Linked DNA regions of Homo sapiens: region 2 is linked to region 1. A link is a contact called in ENCODE Hi-C or POLR2A ChIA-PET data. All regions are on one chromosome and are shown on one strand. The core of a region is the stretch at or near the end of the contact, and the rest is flanking DNA. Distances in the headings are between cores, read along the strand shown.

What was found. A loop is a pair of places that touch in the nucleus more often than their neighbours do. ChIA-PET counts read pairs that join two places held with the same protein, here RNA polymerase II (POLR2A). Pooled maps may share reads with other maps.
Region 2: a loop to region 1 is called in a pooled map, with 10 times the contacts of the local background. The contact joins two enhancer-like sites. A Hi-C loop is called at or near these places in 4 of 50 pooled maps. POLR2A ChIA-PET finds 5 or more read pairs at or near these places in 3 of 52 experiments (PC-9 and T-cell).

Annotation. Positions count from the first base shown.
Region 1 is chr14:64,228,834-64,234,357 of GRCh38, forward strand. ESR2 (estrogen receptor 2) reads right to left here. Exons shown (of 9, transcript NM_001437.3): 9 at 1-4,490. The coding sequence ends at 4,304. The region is part of intron 1 of LOC124903328 (a long non-coding RNA gene); the gene reads left to right. Among named protein-coding and RNA genes, the nearest start is that of ESR2, 63 kb to the right of the region's middle. RefSeq lists an enhancer at 3,578-3,647. Within about 2 kb of position 3,523, at least 6 of the 41 ENCODE cell types and tissues checked have a DNase peak (open chromatin) inside an H3K27ac peak, as active enhancers do.
Region 2 is chr14:64,417,529-64,423,219 of GRCh38, forward strand. It overlaps MTHFD1 (methylenetetrahydrofolate dehydrogenase, cyclohydrolase and formyltetrahydrofolate synthetase 1), which reads left to right. Exons shown (of 28, transcript NM_005956.4): 7 at 360-496; 8 at 2,286-2,397. Among named protein-coding and RNA genes, the nearest start is that of MTHFD1, 32 kb to the left of the region's middle. Within about 2 kb of position 3,891, at least 3 of the 41 ENCODE cell types and tissues checked have a DNase peak (open chromatin) inside an H3K27ac peak, as active enhancers do.

The DNA.
Region 1 (5,524 bases), core at 2,273-4,772:
AGCAACAAAAATGGCACTACGATCATACATCACAGACAATGCACATCTTAAGAGCTGCCACTGGAGCCAAAATTCCAGCAAGTTTGAGAGCTATAAAGAATAAGTGGCACGTGTTTTCACACTGTAGTATATCACACTCCACAGGGAAGCAGCAGTGCCTAAAAGATGTGAATTTTACATGAGTACACTTCCAAGGAACATATTCCACGTGTTTGGGGAAAGCAGTCACAGACAGGAGGTGATCACAGTACCCACTAGAGCTCATGAACCTGAGATGGGACAATGGGAATAACAGATTATGCATCTTATTTTTCCATCTGTCATTGCTGCTGTTGTGTAAAGGCTCATGCAGACCCATCTAAGCTGAGGAGATGGGATCTAAAGGTACAGCAGAAGACAACCCTAACTTCACCGCCCCTCCATTCTGCTGCGACTCAGCTCACAAAGCAGATTCTCACAGAAGCAAGTCCTGGGGCAGGAGCAATACTGGCCCGCTAGGCAAGCAGAAGACTTGCGTGCCAGTCCAAGCTTTGCCATGAGTAGTTTTATGACCTTGAATAGGTGAATTTGCCCCCGTGGGCTTTAATTTACACAGATATGAAAGGTGGAGTTGAACTTTGATGTGAGAGGTTTACAAACTTACTGTGTCTGTAGGGGTGTTCTGGACATTGTGGTGGGAGGTAAGGGGGTATCACAAGGGGGCCCCATTTAAATCACAGCAGCCGTGCATGTCAGGTTGCACCTGATAGATTCTGCAGTTTTAAAATATTTTTCTTTAAATTTTTAAACTGTTTGAAGTGCATGGTCACTGTCAGCACTGGACTTGGACTGCCTGTGTTCAGCTCAATCACCTACTCCCCACGTGACCTTCAGCAAGTTTGCTTAGACCGTGTCTAGTTCCACAACCAGAAAATAAGGAAATAGCAGTTATTATAATAAGGATTAAATGTGAATGTCTGAGGCACTGAGAACTGTGTCTGGCACAGATATTATCTTTAGATACTAAATAATGTGTTTTTATCTTTTTAAAAGATTTTCAGCAACTTAAAAAAAAATGTGGCGGGGCTGGGCACAGTGGCTCATGCCTGTAATCTCAGCACTTTGGGAGGCCTTGGCAGGCAGATCGCTGGAGCCCAGGAGTTCAGGACCAGCCTGGGGAGCATAGTAAAACCCCATCTCTACAAATATTAAAAGAATTAGCCAGGAGTGGTGGTGTGCACCCCAGCTACTCGGCGAGGGCGGGAATGGGGTGGGATGGGGCACTGTGGTGGGAGGATCGCTTGAGCCCAGGAGGTCGAGGCTGCAGTGAGCCATGATGGCGCCACTGCACTCTAGCCTGAGCAACAGGAGTCAGACCCTGTCTCAAAAAAAAAAAAAAAAAGGTGTCAAATCTTATTAAGTGAGGATACTTTGTTTCAAAATAGGCCTATAAACAGAAGGTTCACTTTGAATTTGAAAAGTCCCTTAGCAGACGTAAATAAGAACTAAACCCTGCTTTCACATGCTAGAAAATTCTAGAATTGCTTCAATTCCACTTATATACATAAATATATATGGATATATAATATGGCTCTGCCAAGTATTGGTAACTGATTTTTCTTCCTTACTGAAATCTAAGATAGTTGCCCTTCCAGCTGAGTTAGCAGGGGGAGTATTCCAGACCAAGACTCGCACTGTACAGCTCCTGCCGATTTTGCACTATTTTTAATGCAGTTGAGTCTTCAGATTTGTGACTAGGCTGACAGCTTTGTCTTGTGTTCCCGCCTTAATTTTTTGAGAAAAATCCCTTCAAGACTATTTTAGGGTCAAGTCTTTTGTAGTCAGTCCTGGTGGGCAGTCACTATGAGACAGGCCTGACAGAGGGGTGCTGTGAGAACAGAGCGAGATTCGGTGAGAATAGCTCAGCTGGAAACTCACTGTGCGGCGCTCCTGATACTGCCCACTCGAGGCTCTAAAGGGATTGCCATTGCCAGTTCACTCCCAGGAGTAGAAGTGATCTCTGTCTTAAGATCTACTCTCAAAAAAAAAAAATTATATATATATATATATATATATTTCGTGGCAATTTTTTTTTTTTTTTTTTTGAGACAGGGTCTCCCTCTGTCACCCAGGCTGGAGTGCAATGGACTGCAGCCTTGATCTCCCCAGGCTCAGGTGATCCTCCCACCTCAGCCTCCCAGGTAGCTGGAACTACAGGCCTGCACCACCACGCCTGGCTAATTTTTGTATCTTTTGTAGGACAGGGTTTCCATGTTGCCCAGCCTGGAGTCAAACTCATGGGCTCAAGTGGTTCGCCCACCTCGGCCTCCCAAAGTGCTGGGATTACAGGCGTGAGCCACCACATCTGGCCTTGTTTTGGTTTTTTATGTTTTTGTTACCTGGTAATCTCTTTTAAAAATACATTTAATAGAATTTCACTGGCAGATAATGAGTTGCTGAAGGCTGCCTTCTTTGCCTCTTACTTCCTACTCTCCAGCTTCCAAACCCCTCTATTGGGAGTGGGGGATTCTAGGCTGACCAGGAGGAAAGAAGCTGACACTAACACTGGTTCCCTGGTTCCTATGAAACCAAGCTTATCCTGCCTGTACTAAATCTTACTAAAGCTGTAACTGAGTCTCTAAGAATAACTTCAGACTGCCTCAGAACACAGACATCAGTGTGTTCTCTAGGTACTTGTCCAAGCATTTCTGAAACAGCTAAGCTCAACTTATAGTAAAATTGCACCAATATCAAAATTATGGATTATTCGAGGTCTTACTAGCAAAAACCAGTCTTGGTAACACTGAATGCAGTCTTCCTAATGACTTAGTAAATACAGGATGTGCTACCCAAAGTGAACATATTTTCAAAAAGAAAATATATTTAATATCATATCACAAGGTAATTGTTTAAAACGTTACTGCAATAATGAAACATGATTATTTAATTGCTGGCTTCCATAGTATGCTGTTACTCATTTTACATATTCACCGTGTATCCAAAACTGGAAATTTCACATCTTTTAAAAGGTGAGTTAAAGTTGTCATTTCAGAGGTGCCCTTCTTCATGTCCTATTTATGTTCCACTTGGAATAAGAACTAATATTTTTACTGTTTCTTTTTCACCCTGCCCACCATATAAATTTTCCAATAAGAAAATATTTTTAAAAGAGCTCTCAAGTGTAAAAGAATTCTTTCTTGCTATAAATAATTATCCCTAAATATTTCTCTTTAAGGAGAGTTCACAAACTGGGTCTTGTTCAAGGGGCGTACTCATCAAGGCTATACAGTGTGGCCCCAGAGCTGACACACTGGGGTGCATAGCTACTCATCCATCCATAAAACAGCACACTGCACACATCCACAGCCCAAAGTATCCCTGACTACTTGTGGTGACTGATGGGGCAATTGTGGCTGCTACTTATGAGGTTGTACAAGATGGAAACTGCATCCACATTGCCCCAGGGAAACACTGTGGCTGTCACCCACACCCACAGGAGAGAACCCCATTCCTGCAAACACGGCCTTTCTCCAGCACCCACGCTGGCCCCATGGGACAACAGGTTTAAGGAAGAGCAGCTCCAGAAGCAGCGAGATTTGTATCTCCCACAGTCCTGCATGAAAATGATCACACGCTCATACACACATACCCCAAATTATTGGCAGGCTCTGTGAATACAAATCGAGAGGGACAAATCTGTGTGCAGCTGGCAGCAAGGTCAGGGAGAGAACATGACTCACATCCCAGCTTAACCACAGTCCCTCTGGCCTTTGACAGAATAAGCATCATATGATATGATCAGTCCCCACAGGCCTGGGAGGTAAGTACGCAATTGCCACAGGGGTTTTCAATCTTACAATGGAGTGGTCCGGAAAACAGCAAAGGTCAACTCTCAGAGGGAAGGGTAGTGTGTGCCACACAAGAAGGGTTAGCCCACTTCTGTAAGCGTGTCACTTCCTCTCCCCTTTCTGATTCGCAGCCCTTCCAAGTCAGATTTCCACCATTCATTCCAAAACCTTTAAGATGTTTCACAAAGGGGAGGAAGGAAGAAGGAAAGTAAGAAAGACCACACTGAGATCCTATGAGGCCATTGAGTGTGGAAACGCTGCATTCAAATGTGCCCTCTGCTAACAAGGGAAACTATGGCTTCCTCACACCGACTCCTGAGAGTTGGGAAGGTGGAGGGAAGGATGGTACATGACCAAGCCTGCCATCACCAAATGAGGGACCACACAGCAGAAAGATGAAGCCCAGGCTCCTGACACACTGGAGTTCACGCTTCAGCCTGTGACCTCTGTGGGCCAGTTCACCTCAGGGCCAGGCGTCACTGAGACTGTGGGTTCTGGGAGCCCTCTTTGCTTTTACTGTCCTCTGCCGGGCTGCACTCGGACCCCGTGATGGAGGACTTGCACCCGCGAAGCACGTGGGCATTCAGCATCTCCAGCAGCAGGTCATACACTGGGACCACATTTTTGCACTTCATGTTGAGCAGATGTTCCATGCCCTTGTTACTATGGGGACAAAAAGGTGCTGAGATTCCCTCCTCCGAGGCAGCCACAGGAACCCCGAAGCCTTCCCCGGCTCTCTTTGCTCAGAGCCAGTCTACCCCACCCCTAAACCCACTCTTCCCCCAGCCCATTTATCCATGGCTCGTGCATCCAGCTCCCCCTGATAATTTAGGCTCAAGGGCAAGGACGATGTCTTGTCAGCCTCTGTGTCCCACCACACACCTACAATGGCCTGACACATAGGACAATCAATCCTCATTGTTTGCGGTAATTATGTTCCGTAAAGTCACTGTGAACACTGAATCCTCACTCATAGGGGAAATACAGGGTTAGGTTCCTGCAAGCCTCTGGCCACATCTTCATCAGCTGATCAATACAAAACCTTGTTTTATGTGTGTTTCTTTCTAAAGATGCCTTATGTGATAAATACCATTGACTCATTAACATTGAACTCATGGCCAGCAGCACTATAACTCACACCCGAGCAAAGCTTAACACATACTTTCTCCATAAGGCACATCACAGCTTTTTCACACCGAGGAACACTAGACAGGTCTTCAGCACCACACCAGGGGGGCATTTTAAACAGTGAAGTCACCAAAAGCACAAAAATGTAAAACCATGGCACTAAGTAGACCAAGTAAAGGACACTTGTTGACAGTATGAGAGCAGCTGCTTGTTCCATCTCAGCTGGGACTGTACATAAAGGGCAACTCAAAATTTCTGCCACTCTGTTCATGACCTCAAAAACACCACAAATATTGATTTTGGGGTTACAAATAAATTTTAGCAAGCAGATAAATTCACAATGAAGGAATCTACAAACACAGGATCTGTTCTGCAAATGGCTATGTGCTGAGCAATCATTAAAGGGGAAAGGCAGAGGTCTTCATCTCACTTAAGATTCTCGAGGTGTATATTGTCCTTCTCCACAGCCTCTAGACTTGCCTCCTCAGTGACCAGTTAATTACCTTCCACCCTCCCCTCCCCTCCTCCAGCTCCAGGGCAAGGCTACCCTCATCGTGGGTGACACCAAG
Region 2 (5,691 bases), core at 2,641-5,140, 190 kb after region 1:
TTTTTTTCCCCATGTAATTTAATCTGATGTCTTCTTCCGTATGGCTGATTAGCTGTATGTCAGGGTTTCTTTTTTCTTTGAGTGTAGGTTTTCTTCCCACTCCCCTATGACTCAATGAATGATCTTGGCTTAAGCTGCTCCCAAAAACCCACGGCCAGAAGGACACAAGTACAAGTCCCAATTTATAGCTGAAACCCTAGAGTTGAGAATATTATTGCCAAAGAAGGAATGCTTTTAGGAAGGTTTCTGTTTGATGTTAAGAACCTGTTTTTGTGCACTTATTCTAATTTCTCCACGTGGCATGCGAAGGAGGGCAGCTTCTATCCTCCAACTCTGATGCAGGCTGGCTTTTCTTTCAGGGGTGCCGATTGCCGGAAGGCATGCTGTGGTGGTTGGGCGCAGTAAAATAGTTGGGGCCCCGATGCATGACTTGCTTCTGTGGAACAATGCCACAGTGACCACCTGCCACTCCAAGACTGCCCATCTGGATGAGGAGGTAGGGTGTCCAGAGGAGAGGTAAAGGTGTTACGGTGGGGAGGGTGGGTGTGCCAGAGGCTGCCATGTCCTTTACACTCATGACCTCATTTAACCCCATCATCTCATTTTTACAAGATGAAAAAACAAATTCAAATTAAAGGCTGAGTGGGGTGGCTGACACCTGTAGTCCCAACACTTTGGGAGTCTGAGGCAGGAGGATTGTTTGAGCCCAAGAGTTTTTGAGACCAGCCTGGGCAACATAGTGAGACGCTTTCTCTGCAAAAAAAATTAAAAATTAGCCAGATGGGGTGGGCACATGCCTGTAGTCCCAGCTACTCGGGAGGTTGAGGCAAGAGGATTGCTTGAGCCCAGGAGGTCGAGGCTGCAGTAAGCTACGATCACACCACTGCACTCCAGCCTGGGCTACAGAGCAAGACCCTGTCTCAAAAAAAAAAAAAAATTAATTAATTAAAAAAAACATAAAATTAAAAGCATGCTGAAGTTTATACAGAGTTTGTTCTGTGTACTTTCTCTCTTCCTTTTTCTTTTTTCTTTATTTATTTTTTTTGAGATGGAGTTTCACTCTTGTTGCCCAGGCTGGAGTGCAATGGCGCAATCTCAGCTCACCACAACCTCTGCCTCCTGGGTTCAAGTGATTCTCCTGCCTCAGCCTCCTGAGTAGCTGGGATTACAGGCATGTGCCACCACGCCTGGCTAATTTTGTATTTTTAGTAGAGACAAGGTTTCTCCATGTTGGTCAGGCCGGTCTTGAACTCCTGACCTCAGGTGATCCACCTGCCTTGGCCTCCCAAAGTACTGGGATTACAGGCATGAGCCACCATGCCCGACCTTTGTCTTTTTTCTTTTGAGACAGGGTCTTGCTCTGTTATTTAGGCTAGAGTGCAGTGGCAGTCCATGAGAGCCCACTGCAGCTTTGAACTCCTGGGCTCGAGTGATCCTCCTGCATCAACCTTCTGAGTAGCTGGGACTACAGGCATGTGCCACCATGCCTGGCTAATTTTTAAGCTTTTTGTAGCGACAGGGGTCTCACTGTGTTGCCCAGGCTGGACTCAAACTCCTGGACTCAAGCGATCCTCCTGGTTCACCTTCCTAAAGTGCTGAGATTACAGGCGTGACCCAACATGCCTGGCCTCTCACCAAGTACTTTCTACCCTAATCTGCCTCGTGGTGGACAGGGATTAGCAGTACAGGCACTCAGATTGACCTCTGGCAGCCAGATCCCATGTGTGTAAAAGTGGTGGCCTCAGAGTGAAGGTGCTCCAGAGGCAGTCGTGGGCAGTAGTCTGCTAATAGCTATGGCAGCTTGTTCTAGATCCCTGCATCAGATTCCTGAGCCCAAGAATGCGCACACACACACACGTGCCTGTTGACAGTGCAGTCTCTTAAATGTGGGGAGAGAGCAGGAGAGAGGCCTAGTACTTTCTCTTTTAATCCTCCCAAAGTAGTGCTCTACATTCTGTAGGAGAAGGAGCAGTGTCTGGACATAACACGCAGGGCCCCAAGCCTGTTTGCCCCTCTGCCTTGCAGGTTGACACTGATTTCCCTATTGGGTAAAATGGCTGGTGAAAGGGAGCTCTTTGGCATGTGTAGAAATGAGCACGGCATGTGAAGGGCTGTCAGAAACAGTGTGTGGCTTACATTTGAGGCCTTAACCCAATATCTTATGAAATAGCTTATGACACTTAAGAATTTAATACAAAGCTCAGGGATATCCTTTTCATTTCTGGGTTTTTTTTTGGTGTGTATTTCATTATTTCATTTCTGATGTCCAAATCCCCTACCCCTAGGTAAATAAAGGTGACATCCTGGTGGTTGCAACTGGTCAGCCTGAAATGGTTAAAGGGGAGTGGATCAAACCTGGGGCAATAGTCATCGACTGTGGAATCAATTATGTCCCAGGTGAGTGTTGTTGGAGGAGTAAGGTGGCTGCTGGTATTGAGGATGGTATCTAGGTCATCAAAAGAAGCCTGAGAGAGAAGCTTGTCTCATTTTATGCTTGTAGTACTAAGGTTTAGGAGACTGACTAGCCCAAGGGTGCACAGAGTTAGTAGATAGAAGAGTTGCCACTTGCAGGCAGGTCTGCCTGGTGCCAGAGCCTTTGATTTTCATCATGTGCTGTACAGCTTCCAAGATGACTTTGTCCAGGGAGAAAGTGAGAGGGAGGGCAGGAGGGATATATCACTTTATCTTCATGTAGAGATCACCCTTTATTTTAGCAAAGTTGATGGATGGATTTAAAATACAGTATAATTATTGCAAAGTGCTATGAGAGTCCAGAAGAGGGACTCATTCTGCCAAGAGGAGGGCTTTACAAAGAAGATATTTGACCTGGGTTTTTTTCTAGGCTGAGAGGATAAATCTAGCCTTTTAATCATGTCCAAAACTGTACTCGGCATCCTCATCCCCAAGTTACCCCTTACTCCCGTCTTTTGGTTAGTATCACCATTCTTCCTTCCCGCAAGTCTGAAGCCTTTTAGTTTCCCTCCCAAGCATTCCCTATATTGGACCAGTCTCTAAATATTAGGAATTGTTTTCTCTCTCCTCTGTTCTGAGTGTCACCACTGAGTGTTACCTTCTCAGCTGATGGGCTGTGATAACTTCCTTGCAGGTGTCCCTCCCTCCAGCTGCTTCCCACTCAGATCTATCCCCGTGCTCTCGCCTTGCCACGTTCACCTTCTGGCATGGAACTCTGAGCCTCTTCCTTCTTACTTGCCAGACTCCTTAGCCTCACACTAATTTCAGTGACCTCTGCAGCCTGTGATCTCACTTGCGCATGGTGAATACCTGTCTTCAACTTGTAAAGTGGACCACTTTCCCTTCCCTGCGCATGCCTCGTTTGCCCTTTGTAGTTCCCTCACCTGCATTCTTAGTGGAGTGGGCTACTCTTTCAAACAGAAAACTTCACAGAACAATAGGGCAAAACTTGCGTACGTCCTCATAGATCCAAGAAAGGAACAATCTTTAACGGAGCAACTACTGTGTATCCAGCACAATGCCAGGCCTTGGGCTACACAACTGAATAAGGTTCAACTTCACCTTCACCTTCAGCTGCTTCCTCCCCATCTCCTCTCTGTCATGTCTGTTATTCCTTCCAAACCTTGTTTGATTTCCCCTTATCAAGGGATGATCTTTCCTTCTCTCCCTCCCTCCTCTCCCATAGAACATGTGTATTGTATCTTTTGTTGCATGTGTCTCATGTACGGCGTCCTGTGCTCTCCTGCCTAGATAGCTCCTCAAGGGCAGTGGTCACTGTGGCGCCACATCCAGCTTCCTGCCATCTGACCACTGGCACTCATATCTATTGAATTGTCGAAGGGAGTTATAGCTGGAAGTCTTTTTTCTCCCTTCCCATCTCAAGTTTCAGATGTAGACGCTGAGCTGCCAGGAACATTAGTCACTGTCAAGCCTTCACCGTTTTTAACCTCCCTCCCACTCTCCCTACCGTGCTTTTAAGACAGTAGCTCATAATTGATCACTCATTTTCTTGTAGTGTAATTATCTAACAGGCGATAAAGAAATTGCTCTCCTACAACTCCTCACTTTGAATACTTGCGATATGACATTCAAGCTCAGTCTTTTTATTTATTTATTTTTTTAATTTTTTTTTTTTTTCTTGAGACGGAGTCTCGCTCTGTTGCCCAGGCTGGAGTGCTGTGGCGCGATCTCGGCTCACTGCAAGCTCCGCCTTGCGGGTTCATGCCATTCTCCCGCCTCCGCCTCCCGAGTAGCTGGGACTACAGGCGCCCGCCACCACGCCCGGCTAATTTTTTTTGTATTTTTAGTAGAGACGGGGTTTCACCATGTTAGCCAGGATGGTCTCGATCTCCTGACCTCGTGATCCGCCCACCTTTGCCTCCCAAAGTGCTGGGATTACAGGCGTGAGCCACCGCACCCAGCAAGCTCAGTCTTTTTAAAACCTCGCATCTTCTGTATCATATTTCTGCTTTTGGCATTTTTTTTTTGGATTACATGTGAGAAATGGAGAAGAAAAACCTGAGTGGGGATCTTGAGTGTTGCAGATAGGTAGGAAATGTTGACTTAAACATGAAACTTGCCATCCTTTTCACATTGATTCCTTATGTAGACAATAAAATATGAATAAAATCAAAGCAGTATCTTCCCTTCTGGTCAACAGTGTTTTTACTGATCTTGGGCATATAGGCAAATTAATGCTGATACAGCTGGATGTTATTGTGTTCCCCAAAGGATGGCAGAATCACTCAGTTACAGACCAGCAAATGGGCTGCAGGACCTAAAGACTGATATTTGCAAATGTTCACTTTAGAAGCAAACTTTTCTACCACCGAGCTACTTCTTGGTTCATATTTTGATTATTTAAATAGTTTGCATGGTCCACTCAGGGATAACATTGTAAGTCACTTGCCAAATTAAGAATGAATCAAGGTGTGTATACCTTTTACAAAGAAGTAATATTTTTAAAGATTCAAGTGCAGGGCAGAAAGTATTGGCCAGAGAAACACATAAAAGTGCTCTTCCTGCTTGGCTTACTAAAGATAAATTGAGAAGGGCCAGATCAATAGTGTTTTATTTGGAAGGGTTAAAAAGTGGGAACAGATTCCCCACCCTAATGCAATCCAGTCTCAACCTATCCAGTGTAGCTGCTTCTGGACTGGCCTCTATTATTAGGGTCCCCAAATTAAATGTAGAAGAGTCAGGGCTCAGCTGGATCTTTAGTTGATTTTTGTACATGTGATTTCCCAAAGAAAGAGAAATTCTAGGGCTGGGGGTAGATAACCAAAAGGTTTGCTCATTACTGAGGTCATATGCTTAGGCTGAGTAGTGGTCACTTTTTCCACTGACCACATCATCCTATCCACGAAGCACTGCATGTTTAGCAGTGTCTCGTCAACCCTGACAGTATTTGGTTTAGGAGCAAAACTGAACTCACCAGTGCTGCGTTTAGTCATGTAGTCAAAGATATGTGTCTCTTACCTGTGGGAAAACGAAAATGACTAACATTAACACGTAGAAATAGATGCAGCGGGTATTTCAAGCTAACTACAGTGTGAAGACGATTGAAACTTGTACAGAGGGCAAACCTCTATCTATATTTCCTTGGCATTTTGAAATGACTCTAGGGGCTGTAAGAGGAAATGTTCTGCCAGTTTGCTGCTTTATAATCTTCTAGAAACTTGAAACCATCCCAATGAGTTGTGTTGACCAGCTCCTTTT